Regions from separate parts of the Mus musculus genome. Here all the other regions are linked to region 3. The links are chromatin loops, found by intact Hi-C in ENCODE. Cell type or tissue: left cerebral cortex. All regions are shown on one strand. Each heading gives the region's core, and the rest is flanking DNA. Links, peaks and the distances in the headings are about the cores only.

Region 1 (5,009 bases), core at 1,486-3,985, 250 kb before region 3:
CATCAATCAAATATCAGTAGCCCCTGCATTAGTGGTGGCACTTTGTGGGCTCCTTCCCTATTCTTGCTGTAATTTTGACTAGCTTTATATTATGCAAGATATTGCGCATGTTACTGCAGATTTTGGGAGTTGACGAATCATCCATGCCATGCCCAGAAGTTAGCCTCTTACAGTTCTTACCCCATCTACTAGCTCTTAATTCTTTCTGCTTCTTACTCCACTATTCTTTCTGGGGGAGGTTGATATAGGTGATCCATTCACAGCTGGAACAATACCCTACTCCCTGGCATCAACTTCTGTCTTAGTTAGAATTTCTGTTGCTGTGAAGAGACACCATGATCGTGGCAACTTATATAAAGGAAAACATTTATTTGTGGCTTGCTTAAAATTTAAAGGTTTAATCTATTATCATCATGGTGGGAAGCATGGTGACACTCAGACAGAAATGGTGCTGGAGAAGATGCTGAGAGTTCTATATATGGATCAGCAGGCAGGGTGAAGAGACACTTGATCTGGGTTGAACATTTGAAGCCTTAAAGCCCACCCTCAGAGACACACTTCCTCTAACAAGGCCACAGTTTCTAATAGTACTCCTCTATGTGGCCAATGAGGGCCATTTTCATTCAAGTCACCACAATGACAGAAAATTTTGTTTTTTTACACAAGGAAAGACTTAGTATAGCATCTCATTGATGTTGGTACAAATTAGAAGTCTTTAATTTCCCAGAGTGAAGTACATGTCTATCTTTTTTAAATATTAAAAAGTGTGTCTAGTGAAATGTGCTTTTTTTACTGTAATCTGGAATTTTTTCAGTGAACAGTGTTGTCATTGCTGGGACTGTGTTTCCCAGGAGTTCTGGTAGAAGAAAAATGATTACTTTCTTGCCTGTTTCAAATTCTTATGATACTCCTGCATGAGACAACAATATAGATTTGAATATACTTGCTGGGAGAAATTTATTCTTAACCATCTCACCCTTATTGATTCATTGTGGATGAAAATCTAAAAGCCACAGTGTTATACCAGAAGGTAATTAATTAAAAAATGTAAAGGTCTTATTTTAACAGCTTACCATACATACCACCAAATATTGTTAGATTTTAAAATTTTATGTGCCCTATTTCACTGTCTCTGCTGAATCTGGCTTGGCCATGACAGGGATTGTGTGACAACTTCTTAGTATACTTTTTTTTTTTTTTTTTTTTTTGCTTTGTGTTCTTTCTTCAGGAAATATTTTCCCTACCAAGGTTATCAGGGAATGTTCTCTTTGCCAAGGTTAATTACTCTATGATATTTACAAACAACAGGAGTCCAGGTGTCAAGTGTATGTTTGTCTTAGCAAAATGGTAAGTGCTGAGACCTCCAGGATAGCCCTCAAGGCTGTGGGAAAGAACTCTGAAACTATGAGTTCAAAAATATATAATTTCTCAACTATGCAAAAAATAAGGATGCAATATGAATTATATAAGGAGCTTGACAGATCTAAAGGGACAGAGGCAGTTGCACTATGAGCCAGCTTGTCAGAAAGATACTAAAGGAGAGGAGATTTGGGGGTTGGTGATCACAGGGCAAGATCCCATCCAGCTAAGTATTTTGTTTATGCTTACAAAGGCAGGAAGATTCCTGAGCTCAAGGTCAGCCTCTGACAGAAAGAGTTTTAGTCCAGGCACAGGCACAGTAGAATTGATAATTTTTGGGTGGGGTCCCTTTCACCTAGTTTATTTTCTGTGCTTAACAAAGGAGGGCAGATGTCTGAATTCTTTTGCAAAATTAAGAAAAATGTGGTTGTTGTTTCTTTCTAAGAATCAAGGGTTTGGGGTCAAGGAATGCTGACTCTTGGGATAATCAAAAGGGAACCTGGGATAATGACTGAGTTGGTATCTAATTAAAAGACTGAGCTTTTGGTATGCAAGAGATGAGCTATCCAGAGAGATTTGTTTTACAATAGTAAGAAAAGGTTGTCTCCTATTGCACATGCCAGCAAGATTTTGCTGAAAGGACCCTGAAATAGCTGTCTCGTGTGAGGCTTTGCCAGTGCCGGGCAAGTACAGAAGTGGATGCTCACAGTCATCTATTGGATGGAACACAGGACCCCCAATGAAGAAGCTAGAGAAAGTACCCAAGGAGCTGAAGGGTCTGCAACCCTATAGATGGAACAACAATATGAACTAACCAGTACCCCCAGAGCTAGTGTCTCTAGTTGCATATGTAGCAGAAGATGGCCTAGTCGGCCGTCATTGGGAAGAGAGGCCCCTTGGTCTTGCAAACTCTATATGCCCCAGTACAGGGGAATACCAGGGCCAAGAAGTAGGAGTGGGTAGGTAGGGGAGCAGAGCGGGGTGGGGGGAGGAGGGTATAGGGGACTTTCGGGATAGCATTTGAAATGTAAATGAAGAAAATATCTAATAAAAAATTGAAAAAAGAAAAGATTGTCTCAAGTAGGTGTGTGTGTGTGAGAGAGAGAGAGAGAGAGAGAGAGAGATTTGAAAGCTGTCTTGAACAGAACCCGTAATTGAACAAATGATTTCACTTTGAGTTGTTTTGCTGCTCCCAGACACCCCTTCCTCAGAACCCTTCTCCAAGCTAAGGCTGGTTATTCCTTGGCTTGTGTCTCTCTCTGTCCATCTGTCCATCCATCTGCTGTCTGTTTGTAGTCATATTCTCTAGGCTTTTAGTTCTTTCCTTCTCCATACACAGTAAAGATCCAGTAAAATTTAGGTATTTTTGGCTCATGACTCACTGAGTTGCTTTGTATATAACCTTCTGCATGTTTAATAATTTTTATATGCCAATCACAAAAGTATATTTATGCATTGATTCTTCCATTATTCTATTATACTAAAAATTGAAATTGAAAAAGCACTTGGTTTTGTTCTTATGCAAGTGGAATTTGTAGATTCTTTTTCCTCATAGCATTGTAGTGATGTTGAATTTGACATTCGGTTTGCAAGTCAAAACATGGGAGCTAGTCAACAAATTTGAGCCTCTTGTCTACTATGATTTTCAACTAGCTCATGTAGCTCAGGCAGAGGCCTGCCTTGAACTTCTGGTTCTCCTGCCTCCTCTTACCATCTCCAACTTCTTCTTTATTCTCATGGTTTCTGTATTTATTTAGCTGACATTTTGGAGAACTCATTTGTAGATAAAGCATAACGAAAGCTGTCTCCACATCTGCTGAAGAATGTAAGGCATTAGATTTGCTTCACATCTTCACAGGTTTAAGACCTGGTCCACACTCATACTCTTCACTTCCATTTGAAAAACAAAATTTTATAATATAGACAGGTAAAGTTCAATTGACCAAATTAACACGTTTTTAAAAAAAGTAGTTCTATTCTGGGCCTGCCTTCTGGGTTAGCATTCTGGGCTAGACTGTTCCCCCCGCAGGTGTTTTCACCCATATGCTCAAATACATTTATTTTATTTGCTAAGGTTAAAAGCAAAATTACTTGTTACAAGTTGATGGTTCTTAACTTCAGATTGAAGGAACTTTTTTGAACAATGATGCCAGTCCACCCATGGAATTCAATCAATTTGACACGTTCTACTTGTCCTGTGCACATTGACCTTTGAGACTTATTGATACCATTCTGGAAATTCCTACTTCAACAGCATCATTGTATTATTCTTTGATACCAGCTCCTCCTGGATGAAAGCAAAAGAAAAATAAGCTTAGGGTAGGTTGAGGAACAGGGAGTTACTTTTCTTTCCATCTCAAAATCACAATGGAGGACTTCTGTGGTTTTTTTCATGGCTCTAAACTGCGAGTCTGCCAACGTTTCCTCTTGGATACAATTCAGCAATTGCTAAAGTCTTTTCTTCATAGCTGGAAAGATAACCGACTCTGTGCTTCTTTTCTCATCAAGGAAGAAAGACTTTCCCAGGAAACTGCCAAGACTTTCATTTTCAACTTATGGACCAGATCTGGGTCACTTACTTATGTCCTGATATAAGTACAGTGAACAGCTGTTGTTTCTAGTGTCTGTACTTGTTTAGTGAAAAAGAAGAAGACTGAGAAAATTCTCAGATAGTTTTCTGCCAAATGCACTCCTCCACAGTGGTATCCTCCAAGTAACTTGAGTGGTAGTGAATGAAACCAATCGCACTGTACCCCTTCTGTTTGACTTACACCCTACACTGCATGGACTGCTTAATGAACCCACAAAAGACCCTATCATACCTGTCTTTTCACATGCCATTTCCTCCTCTTGGATTCTCTTCCCTATGATTTCCTCCTGAATGCCAGTGCCAGCATCAATGCTCAGCACTAAAGCTGCCTTCTCTGTGAGGGTTTCCTTCTGCCCCTCTATCAACTATAGTTTCTTTTTTAATTTTTAAAATTTCCACAAAACTTTCAGTATACTGTAGAGGCTTACCAGTTGTGGATATAACATTTGAAGTCTGATTACTCATAAGACACAAATGTGTAATTCAAAGGCATCTACAACATTTCTGAGGTGCAATCCAAATCTCATCTGCTGAAAAGCTGGCAGGCCAAACAGTGAACGTTTTCCCCGTTGAGTGTATCATGGAATGCTGAGGATCTGGGCTTCAGTGGAACTTAACTGTTCTGTGTAACACAGGTAGTAACTTTTGTGATCGCTCATTAAAAGCTGAGTTTCACCATGAAAATGACTATAAATTGAGAGATAAAACTCAAGATTAAGGTTGGAATTTGGTTGGAGAAGAAGCAGTGGGAAGCAGTAATTCTCCAGAAAATATAATTTATGAGATATTTAGGCACGTGGAAAAATACTTAAATATTCTTGATATAATTATATTATTTTACTATAATTTTTCATGTTTTACAATCATTTATGCACAGCGATTTGAAAACAACAAGCTTCTAGATGTCAGGAAAGAAATCATATCATGTGGCTGTAGAGACAGGGAACTGTGATGGAGTTAACTTCTCTATTTGTTCCCAAGGTAAGGGTCTCATGGGAAGATAACTTGATAATGTGGGCCTTTTGTTTTTCTAGCTGTAATGTGATGAGGAACACACTCA
Region 2 (5,009 bases), core at 1,486-3,985, 150 kb after region 3:
AAAATTCAATTATTAAATGGTTTAGATTCAAAGAATTGTTTGCCTAAAAAGCCAACTCTATTTTGAAGAGGGGGCGAATATAAAGCATGTTTCAGAAAGCAAAATAAAACGTATTTTAAAAGCTAACTTCTATTAATCAAAGGAGAGCCTGGAAGATAGATTTTAAGATTGTATTTATACAAGCACCTGTTAGTGCTACAGAAAAGGAATTGAGGATGCATAGCTAACTCTGTTCAGTGTTCTTCCAAGTAAATTTGAATTTGGACTTTACTGCATTTAGATAAAAATGCACTTACAAAATGTTTTTCTATATTTATCTCTGGCTGTTTTGTATAAAATAATATCGCAAATTATATCCATTTTTGAATGCCAAAAGAATAAGCCAGAGTATTACTCTGTGTCATTGAAACTACCTCTCATCTACCACAAACACTCGGAAGTGTCTCTGCTTTGTGGAATAGTTAGAATAATTCATTTACATACAAGTTGAAAAGAACTTTTGGGGGGCAGGGTTACTTTACAGGGCAGAGATCAAACCAAGAGCCCAGAGAGTTTGCTAGGCAGAGAATCCACTTCATTCTCAGTCAGAGTTAAACATTTTTTGAAATGTTTTCAAAAAGGTTTCCATTAAAATCATTTTGATCCCTTGTGGAGCAATGTCCCTCCCAAAACCTGTAAGAAGCAGGTATTTTTCTGCAAGAGCTCAAATAGAACCAAATGAGCAGTTCCTCAAGGTAAAAGCTCACCCAGTCTGTTTCCAAGCAGAGCAACCGCATGCTGATCACCATCTTCGATGGTCAATAGTGAGAAGCAAAATGTGCTATGGTATCAGTCTTGTATGCCTATCACACTGACAGCCTAAGAGGGGAATCTCAGTTCTGGATGTATAGGGGTCCTGTTTTCTGATTTTTGTCTCTGATTTTCTATTGATCAGTCGCAACTCACTATGTTAAAACAATCCTAAGAACTTGGGGTTTATATCCAAACTAAAAGTGATATAATCAAATATAAGAGAAATTGAAGACATAACTTATTAACCGTGCCGTACGTTAACACCACAAATGAAGTGGAATTTTCTCAAACTAGAGACACCCAGAGAGCATACTGCACACAACATTGCCTGTGCAGAAAGTTTTACCACCATGGGACCCCTTGATTCCCCTCATATTTACATTTTAAAGAGCTATGATTATATCATTGGATCTTTGTTTTACTAAATATTTTATATAGATGTCTTCTTAGAATCTGTAGTTTTGATAAATTTATAAAAATCAAAGCTAAGAAAATATGTCCAACAAATTATCTTATTCTCAGATACTATACACGGGATAAAAAGCTTTACAAAGGTGGATACTGAAAACAGCCCCCCCAAACTTCAGATCTGTGAGATTTTAAACTGACATGATTTCATATCTATCAAAATTGTAAAGCCATTAGAAGTAAAATTAAATGTGTAGGTTATATAGTAGTATCAGTAGTACATGAAATAAATTATGCACTTCAGTTTGTCAATGCGCAGTATCATTTTTGATCCCATGTAAATCTGCTATGAGACGTTTAAAGGAATATCAAAAATATACCCCAACCACAACAGATTTGTCATTCATGCGCTGTTGAGCATGGAGGCCTAATTTACCCTTTTGCCATTATTTTAAATTAAGGCACTTATCCAAAGATCAAAACATCGTCTACAATGGACATTTTGTGAAGGCAGATAGTGATAACATCTGAAGGGATATGGTAATTGTTCCTGTTGTGGACGAACAGGGAGAGATATTTGATATGTATCTTGGGAAACAGGAAATGTTCCACATATAAAACTACAACTGCAAGTGTGGAGGGAAAGACGAAAGCGGCCCAGTGACCAGGCAAAAACTTTAAACGTATTTGCGAAGCAAGAACAAAGACATGCGTTGCCTGGCTGGTAGAAAGTGTTAAAGGGGATTGTCTCCTTTGCCACGGCTGTTTGAAATCCAGCATTTCATATTAGTCCTTAATGACAGACCCTAACAGCATAAGTGAAGAAAAACCAAGAGAAATTTTGATGAAAAAAAAAAAAAATCAAGAAAAAGAAATATGACTGCAAATGTGCAAACTTTGTCTGCAGTTGTTGCAGGCACAGTGGTGAAGGGACTGCTCTGTCCACCTATTAAGGTAGACCGCATAACAAATAGCACACTATCCCCCAAAGGGAAGAGAGTAAAGTTCTCAGGAAACCCCAGCAAACACTGACATGATTTTTATTATTCCAAATTTAATCCGACATTTTCTAAGTGTGTGTGGAAGGAGGACAGAATACTCCCTTTGTGTCCTGGAAAGTGTCATGCGACACAAAAAGATCTTTCTCAAAGAAAAGGCATCTTACATGATTAACACTGAGCTCCCAGCTTGAAAAGAATAAACCCCCAATGTCGCGCAGTGCAGGACGGCTGAGCAGGTCCAATACAGTGCTTTCATGCCATCTAGTGGTCATCTGAGAAGTCTCCCCGAGACCCGGGGATCTCAAGCAACTGGTAAAGAGGAGTAGCCATCCTCACCACCTCCACCACCACCATCACCACCATCACAACCATCACCACCATCACCACCATCACCACCATCACCACCCAAAAAAGAAAGAAAAGTAAAGAAACACGAGGTTGAAAAAACATATAAATAATTTAGGACACAAAAAAAATCTCATCAGCTTCAATAACCTGGCTAAATTTTTGATACCGTTTTAATTTGAGTGGAATTTGTTTCTTCTGGTCCTCTCTTTTCCTCCTTTTTTCTTTCCTCAATTCTTTTTCAAGTTTCCTTTTGTTTTCAGTCTACTTTCCGTTAGATTACACTTAGAAAAGAAACACAGATGCATGTTTTAATCATTAGTTTCTGAAAGAATTAAAACGTCACTTGCTTTCATACCTTGGTTTGGGTATTTTGAGACTTTTCTTTTAAATAAACCATCTCCCCACCACTCATATAAAATGTCAAGAAGCAAGACGGTACATAACTGAATTCCTCGGTAATAACTACATTCCTCCTTCTTGGAAAGGCACAGTACCTAAAATGTTCTCGACTTCTCTTCTGATGTCGGCCGCCCTATAAGCAGTCCTCAGAGTATTGAACTTTGAATTTTTTGAAAGCTAAAGTATTTTTCCCATTTTGCAAAATAGTTTTAAAATGTCATTATATGCATCTATGTCCAGGTGTGCTCTTTATACTTTGCCTAATAAATCATTTTCAAATACTGTAGCACAATTGGTTTCCTTTTCTAGTTGAGATTTATTTCTAAAGCTTAGGAATTCTTTTATTTCTCATTGATTCATACATTTTTATATTAGTTTTATTGTTTCTAAGGATTTGCCTTTTAAGGACACAAAAAGCTGATTTCTAATTGTGTAAAATAAATCTTTGATTTCAGTCAGCAACTAGTGTTTTTATCCGGGAAAGCCTCAGCCTTTTCTTTCTTTCTCTCTTTCTTTCTTTCTTTCTTTCTTTCTTTCTTTCTTTCTTTCTTTCTTTCTTTCTTTCTCTCTCTCTCTCTCTCTATCTCTCTCTTTCTTTTTCATAAAACAGTATATTTCGAAGGCTTCATGACATAAGAACAATACAGATTTTATAGTGGTTAGAGATCAGTAAGAAATACAAAGTGGAGTGGTGCTCAAATGCTGGTCCAGGCTTTAAATTAAAACAGATATTTATTTAAAAGAATTTAATAAACTAACAAAGTACTTGCAAATATTTCAAGTAATATTGCAGCAGAAAATAATTTTGTTGCTTATTTTTCCTCACTTTTGTCTTGCAAACGTGGGCGTACATACACTGGAATATTCAATGTCAATGATTCCATCATAGACAGAAATTAAAAGCATAAATGTAACATTTTCTGATGCATTTGCCATAGTTGTAGTCTCTATCAATGTGCATATTTTCATTTTGTAACTTAAACAAAGGTGCATATATTTTAAAGTAGATGTTCACCTCAAAACTAAGATTTAATTTTCAAACTATGTAGCAAATATAGTATATAGTACAAATATGCATAAAGATGCCAAATCTAGATTTTCACCTTCTAAAAGACTATAGAGCAAAAATTATGTCACTTAAAATGCTATTTTCCTCTTTTATCTCCATCTTGAATGGCAACATAATCTTAATCACAAAATATTTGCTGATTATATCTATATATTCTATATCTATGCATATCTATAAATTCAAGAAATGCTTGCTGATTATATCTATCTATTATATTATTTCTAATGATTGATGTTTTAGATTACTTTTAAATATAACTTTCTCATGGAACCTGGCCATTTAAAAACTATGTTCATTTTTGACATTTTTCTAATAACTGGTACAGACACAATTCTCCTTTATTCTCTATGTAAGCAGAACTAACTCATAACATCAGTGAAAGAGCGTGAGGAGGGATGCGGGAGGGATGCATGTGAGTGGTGTGGTGTGCATGTATCCAAGTGTCACAATGGGATGCATTACTTTGTTCGCTAAAAAGTCTCTTTCTATATAATAACTACTGACTTAATGTAAACATACTTCAAATCTAGCAGGTTTCTATCTTTTGAAGAGGATAATATTACAATAATAATATGAAGTGGGATAATGAAGATTCTTAAAATAATCACTTTAAAAAAACCTTGGCAGGTCAGAAACTTCTCTGTTGACTAAAATAATAGAGTGTGTGTTTTTTTTTTTTATTTCTACAAGTGGGTTCATATAAATGAAAAGGAAAAATAGAGTTCCAGAAGCTTTGAAATCATATCGACGTAAGATGCTACTTTCTGATAAAGATAAATTCAAGAGAGCTTTACATATTCATTGATTAAAGAAAAAGCAGAACTCAGGGAGGTTCTAGTGCAAAGAAAAAAGCATATGGGCGTCACGCCCGTCGCTGTCTGGGAACAGGACTGAATTTTGATTAGAACAGGAGGCTATAATTGGAGTGATAATCTTTTACACTGTTTTTAATTGTAATCAGTGCAGATGTTTGCAGCTTTCCGATAGGAAAA
Region 3 (5,009 bases), core at 1,672-4,171:
AAGTTCAGTTCTAAGTCAGTTGCAGGATAGTATTAATACAGAGGAGTTTTGATAGCAAGGGTTCCTATTTTCTCTCGAGTATTGTCATTAAGTCCTTCCAGAGTGGCCTCCTGGGAAACCTACAGAAGAAGCTGGAAATGAAGAAGTAGAGCTATTAGTTACCATTAACTGCAAAGACTGCAGCCCAGACAGACTTCTGAAAACGTCTTCACCCCACTTCTATCTCTCAACACACTCCCACTCTTTTGCCCTCTATCACACACTTTTCTGAGTTTCTCACTCCACGAATGAGAGTCCTCCAAGAACCTTCATGCACACACAGGTATTTACTGACTCTTCTAAACAAGGACACATTGACACTGTTAACCAGCAACCTGCCTGTTTTTTATTTTACTTTTAGCTCATTTCTGACTAGCTCTTTGCTCACTCCTAACCACCAGCTTGCTCAGTTCACCAATATACCCAGTGTACTCTTGGACTCACATACTTTCCACATTACTTATATTTTCCTTTTTTTTAAACAAGTGTTTTTAATTGTGAGCGCTCTAAATATATAAGCTTCAAGTGGTCAGTGAATCTCTTGAAATTATAATGAAAATTTGTCTAAATTTCTCAATATAAACTGTTCAGATGACAACATTCATGATTTTCATCAAGGCTAGTAATATAAATGAAGGACTCAATTTATGACAGCTACTGATTCTTTGGCTTCCTTCCACTTTCTTTCATGTGAACAATAGTCCCTTGACTACAATCTCTAACAGAATCTAGGCTGCACTTTACAGTTTACAGAATTCTTTATAGGTTCTTTTGTGTTCATAGTTCTATTTGATGTCCATAGCATTCCTGAGCGAGGGCAGATCTTATCATATCCACTTACAGATGAGGACAGTCACATTCAAGATAACAAGCAGCCAACAAATAAGCAGGGTGGGGACTACCATCCATGTATCCCAACTATCTGAAAGCAAGGGGCTACACTCTGCATACTTATTTGTTTGGGATTCTTCTCTGGACTGCATTAATATTTTGTCTGTTTTGCATTGGTTTTGATTATATAGAAATGTTTGGTGTGTTTTAGCATAAGGACATATGCTTTTAATCTTAGCACCTGGCAGACAAGGCATGCAGAGCTCTGACAACTGGAGGCTTACTTGGTCTACATTGTGAGTCTTAGGCTGTTTAGGAGGGCAATATAGTAAGACCTCATCGATGAAGCAAAAACAAGAAGAAGTCTGGAAGTAAAGAAAAAAGGTTGTTGTTGTGTGTTTGTGTTCCAGAATATCTCTATTTTCACATGGAGAATGGCTGTATGAAATGTTCATATTTTTGAGACTCAGAAGTACTTTAGTATACATTAAAATTCACTCATTTAAAAGATTCAGAAAGCCAACGATTTAGGAAATTAAATGTGGTACTGTTTTAAATTTCCTGAATGACCTTATACAAAACAGTTCATCTTTTTTTTTTCCTCAATTAATATGTGAGACAAAGTTCGAACATTATTTCAGATGAGTAAAGTAACATTTAATTCATAGTACACTTAAAATTTACATAGACTATGTGAATAAAAATGTTTCCAATGCCATTTTGAATAGGTCAATATTTTCTGAACTAACTTAATAACAGTAAAAAGGTCTTGTGTATACGAAATTGAATGTGTAATTCACTCCTTGGTTAGACCGTTTATTAAAAAGTCACATTTTTTCTGCATTTCTGGTTGATTATTTCTCTCACTAAATTTACTGTCTCATCAAGGCAGTATTTGTTCATTTGGAGAATCATTTAGCATGGATTGTACTATGGGGACCTGAGATGGAACTTTTCCTACTTAAGAAAATAGCCACTCTGTATTTAGATTCCTGTAGGGGACACTTCAGGAGAGTGATGTTGCTATCTCATGCCTACAAATTCCTCATCTGGGTCTGGAGTCATTGCTATATCTGTTCATTCAAGATAGCAGCGGCACTTAGCAATTCAACAATTCAACACGATGTAAGTTGGCTCATCAACAAAGCCGGTACCCTCTGGGGGTTGGAACAACACTTCCTGTGTTTGACTCTGCTTGCTCGGAAGTTGTTTTAAGTCCAGCACTGCTGGTGAAGTTTCCCCTGGTGCACTGAATGCTCATGCCATGTCAAAAGGCCTTGACCTTTTCACTCATAGAACAAAGGGACTGGAAACAAATTATGCTCAGAGAACTGGTCAAAGGATAACAACTCCAACATGAAAGAAAACAAAGAGCCTGACCTCCTACACAAGCCATGAATACAATTTCTGAACTTGAAGTATAATCTTAATAGGACACTCTCCTTCACCAAAATTTATTAAGTATAATATGTGCATATGCCTCAGTGTGCTCTGAAACCTCCTACTTCTGCCCTGCCTCGGCTGTTTTTGCAGAACACAATGGACTAACTCCTGCTCGCTCTACTCCTCTGTCTGGCTGGAATGATTCCCATCTATGAGCTGTCCACCAAAGCAATGAGTCTTTGGAGACAGTGACTCATCAGCAAATTCTGCTCCTCCTTGCTAAGAGTATATTTAGTGTGAAAGTCTGGAGGATGTGACATAGCCAAATACATGAAGGGACAGAATTTGAGTGGGAGGGAGAGGACAAGGCTAAAATAGAACTGTAAGAAGCCACAGAATTGCAGCCTAGCCTAGCTTTCCCAGCAATGTGGCTGCAGCAACACCTACAGTTCCCTGCCAAGAATGGCATGCCACATTAATGCCATAAAAATTAGAAAATAAGAGCATTCTGGTGAATCCCTTTGAACAAAGAGAAACATTCTCTTTAAAATATTCCTAAGATACAAATAAAAATAAAATAATTGTGTGCTTTGTTGTGGTTCCCAACAGATAGAAACATACTTTTTCCTCATGCAAGTGCAATTAGGCAGCACCAACCAAGGGGCTAGCTGTGTAGAAATCTTTATTAAGTGGAACCACTGTAGATCAGATGTTTATGATGGAGTTTCAACAGAAAACCCAGTATAAATTTGTTACACTATCAGGAACCACTCTCCTCTTCATTCCCTGAGCTTAATTCTGTAACAGAACCTTTCACCTTAATTAATTAACCCATTGTTTATATGTACAAACACATGCATGGAAAATTTTCTATGATCTTAGGTTTTTATAGTCTTAGGTTTTTATGGTCTTAGGTCCTAGGCTTCTGAGCTCAAGTCAGCATTGGACAGCAGTGGTCATCAAGGATCCACGGCACATGGGACCCAAGTACATCTTTTTCTCATTTATTATGAAGTAAAGGTTTGTTAAAAAGTAATTAAATAATGTTTATTGTATAGTTTTTGATAATTGGAGAATATTCATTGTACAATATAATGGGTTTACTTGTGACTATATATGTATATACATTTATATATATATATATGTATATGTATGTATGTCATGCTCTCTGTTCATCACCTACCTTCCTCCTACCTTTGCCTCACAGTGATCTCTTTCCTCTTCTCAAACTGTCCCTGACCACTTTATATCTTCCTTTAATATTTTCTTCAGTGTATATTCTTTGTACAAAATGCTGTTTCTTATCTTGATCTTTATTTAGTGTTTCAAAATCAACCAAATCTCACTTTTGTTGTGCATGCTAGTTTCAAACACAGGATCTTCCAACGTCTACCTCTTAAATTCAGGGATTACACATTTGTAGCTACATGGGAACCACACGTAGCTTGGCTTTCTATCTTACTTTTTTCTTAAACAAAAACAAAACTCTGCTTTCCTCCCACTATTATCCACTTTTCTTAAATGATCATGACACTGAATTAAAGATTATACTAAAAAACATTCTGTAAATATCTTCAGAAAAGTTCATTATTTTCTGTGCTTTAATAATTCAAAGCCATTAGACTCAAAGTTTGTGTTCCTTTTTGAAAAGCTATTGAGGTTATTGTTTTTATGTGTATGTAATCTTTATTTATTTTATGTCTTGGTAAATCAATAGCAAAAGGAAAATCATCCATAATATATTTAAATAAATATTTAACTAAATAAGATTTTTAAAAAGAGTTAGGTAACACCCCATTTTTAGCCAAATAAATGAGGTGAGAAAAATAAAAACCCACAAAATGTTTGCAATGGTTCCACTAAAGTTTAAATATTTCTGGCAGGAGAGCAAGTTGATTCCATTTTCTCCCCTAACTCTACATTTATGTGTATATATACAACACTATTCTATAAGACTATGTGCTCTATATCCTGTGTAAGAACATGTGTATGTATATAAGCACTTATGTAAACACACATATATTTATATGTTTGAGCAAATACTTTCACTGTTAGAAGCTTGTCTTACTTTAATAATTCTTCATTTTGAGTAAGACCATAGACTAGACATTAAGATGTTTTTCCTAGCATTATTTATTTATTTATTTATTTATTTTTACTTTTTACTTTTTAAATTTTTATTTTATTTTTTATTTTTTATTTTTATTTTTGAACTATAATAAGCAAATAAATGATTATAAAGAAAAGTCTAAGCATATTTTCAGTTTTTAATGTGCTTGGTAGAATGTTACTTGGACAATGAATAATGGTTTGACCAAGATATTATAGCATGAAAGATGGTTAAGATATGATGTCACCATTATTCAATCAAAAAAACTATGTGTACAGAAAAAAAAAAAACACTTGAAGAAAATCATAAAGTTTTCAAGGTTTTCCTGCTACTGTGAGTGTTTCTCCACAAAACTTTTTATGTCATCAGTTTTTTATTAGTGTTTAAATAACTTTTTGAGACATATTTAAACAAATATACCATTCCCTATTCTCAATTCATCCATGAACATTGATTGTAGTGTTTCTGGGGGCTTTCATACTTTCATACATGGTAGTCATTTGGACCAGTACGGCTCCAGTGTCTTCCAAGCTTTGGAAGAATGTTTAAAGTTTTTACCAGTAACACCTAAGGGGGAAAATCATTTTTTCTTGCGCGCGCCTGACTAGCCAGCAAGAATGACGCTACAACAGGATCCTTCCACACA

What was found. Peaks named below come from ENCODE experiments on the same cell type or tissue, not always from the same donor. Only the 100,000 strongest peaks of a DNase experiment are listed, where the experiment ranks them.
Region 1: a loop joins it to region 3, with 8 times the contacts of the local background. A loop is called at or near these places in 4 of 42 quality-filtered maps.
Region 2: a loop joins it to region 3, with 2.1 times the contacts of the local background. A loop is called at or near these places in 3 of 42 quality-filtered maps.

The regions. Positions count from the first base shown.
Region 1 is chr13:84,364,425-84,369,433 of GRCm38, forward strand. No RefSeq gene overlaps it. Among named protein-coding and RNA genes, the nearest start is that of Gm41011, 23 kb to the left of the region's middle. In left cerebral cortex, for the core only: no CTCF peak of the experiment used is centred there; a DNase peak (open chromatin) is centred at 2,633.
Region 2 is chr13:84,756,271-84,761,279 of GRCm38, forward strand. All of the region lies in intron 2 of Gm34196 (a long non-coding RNA gene), which reads right to left. Among named protein-coding and RNA genes, the nearest start is that of Gm34246, 83 kb to the left of the region's middle. In left cerebral cortex, for the core only: a CTCF peak has its summit at 2,460 (motif pointing left); DNase peaks (open chromatin) are centred at 1,842, 2,450 and 3,022; H3K4me3 peaks cover 1,606 bases; H3K27ac peaks cover 2,500 bases.
Region 3 is chr13:84,610,643-84,615,651 of GRCm38, forward strand. All of the region lies in intron 2 of Gm34196 (a long non-coding RNA gene), which reads right to left. Among named protein-coding and RNA genes, the nearest start is that of Gm34246, 62 kb to the right of the region's middle. In left cerebral cortex, for the core only: a CTCF peak has its summit at 2,696; DNase peaks (open chromatin) are centred at 2,059 and 2,554; H3K27ac peaks cover 1,140 bases.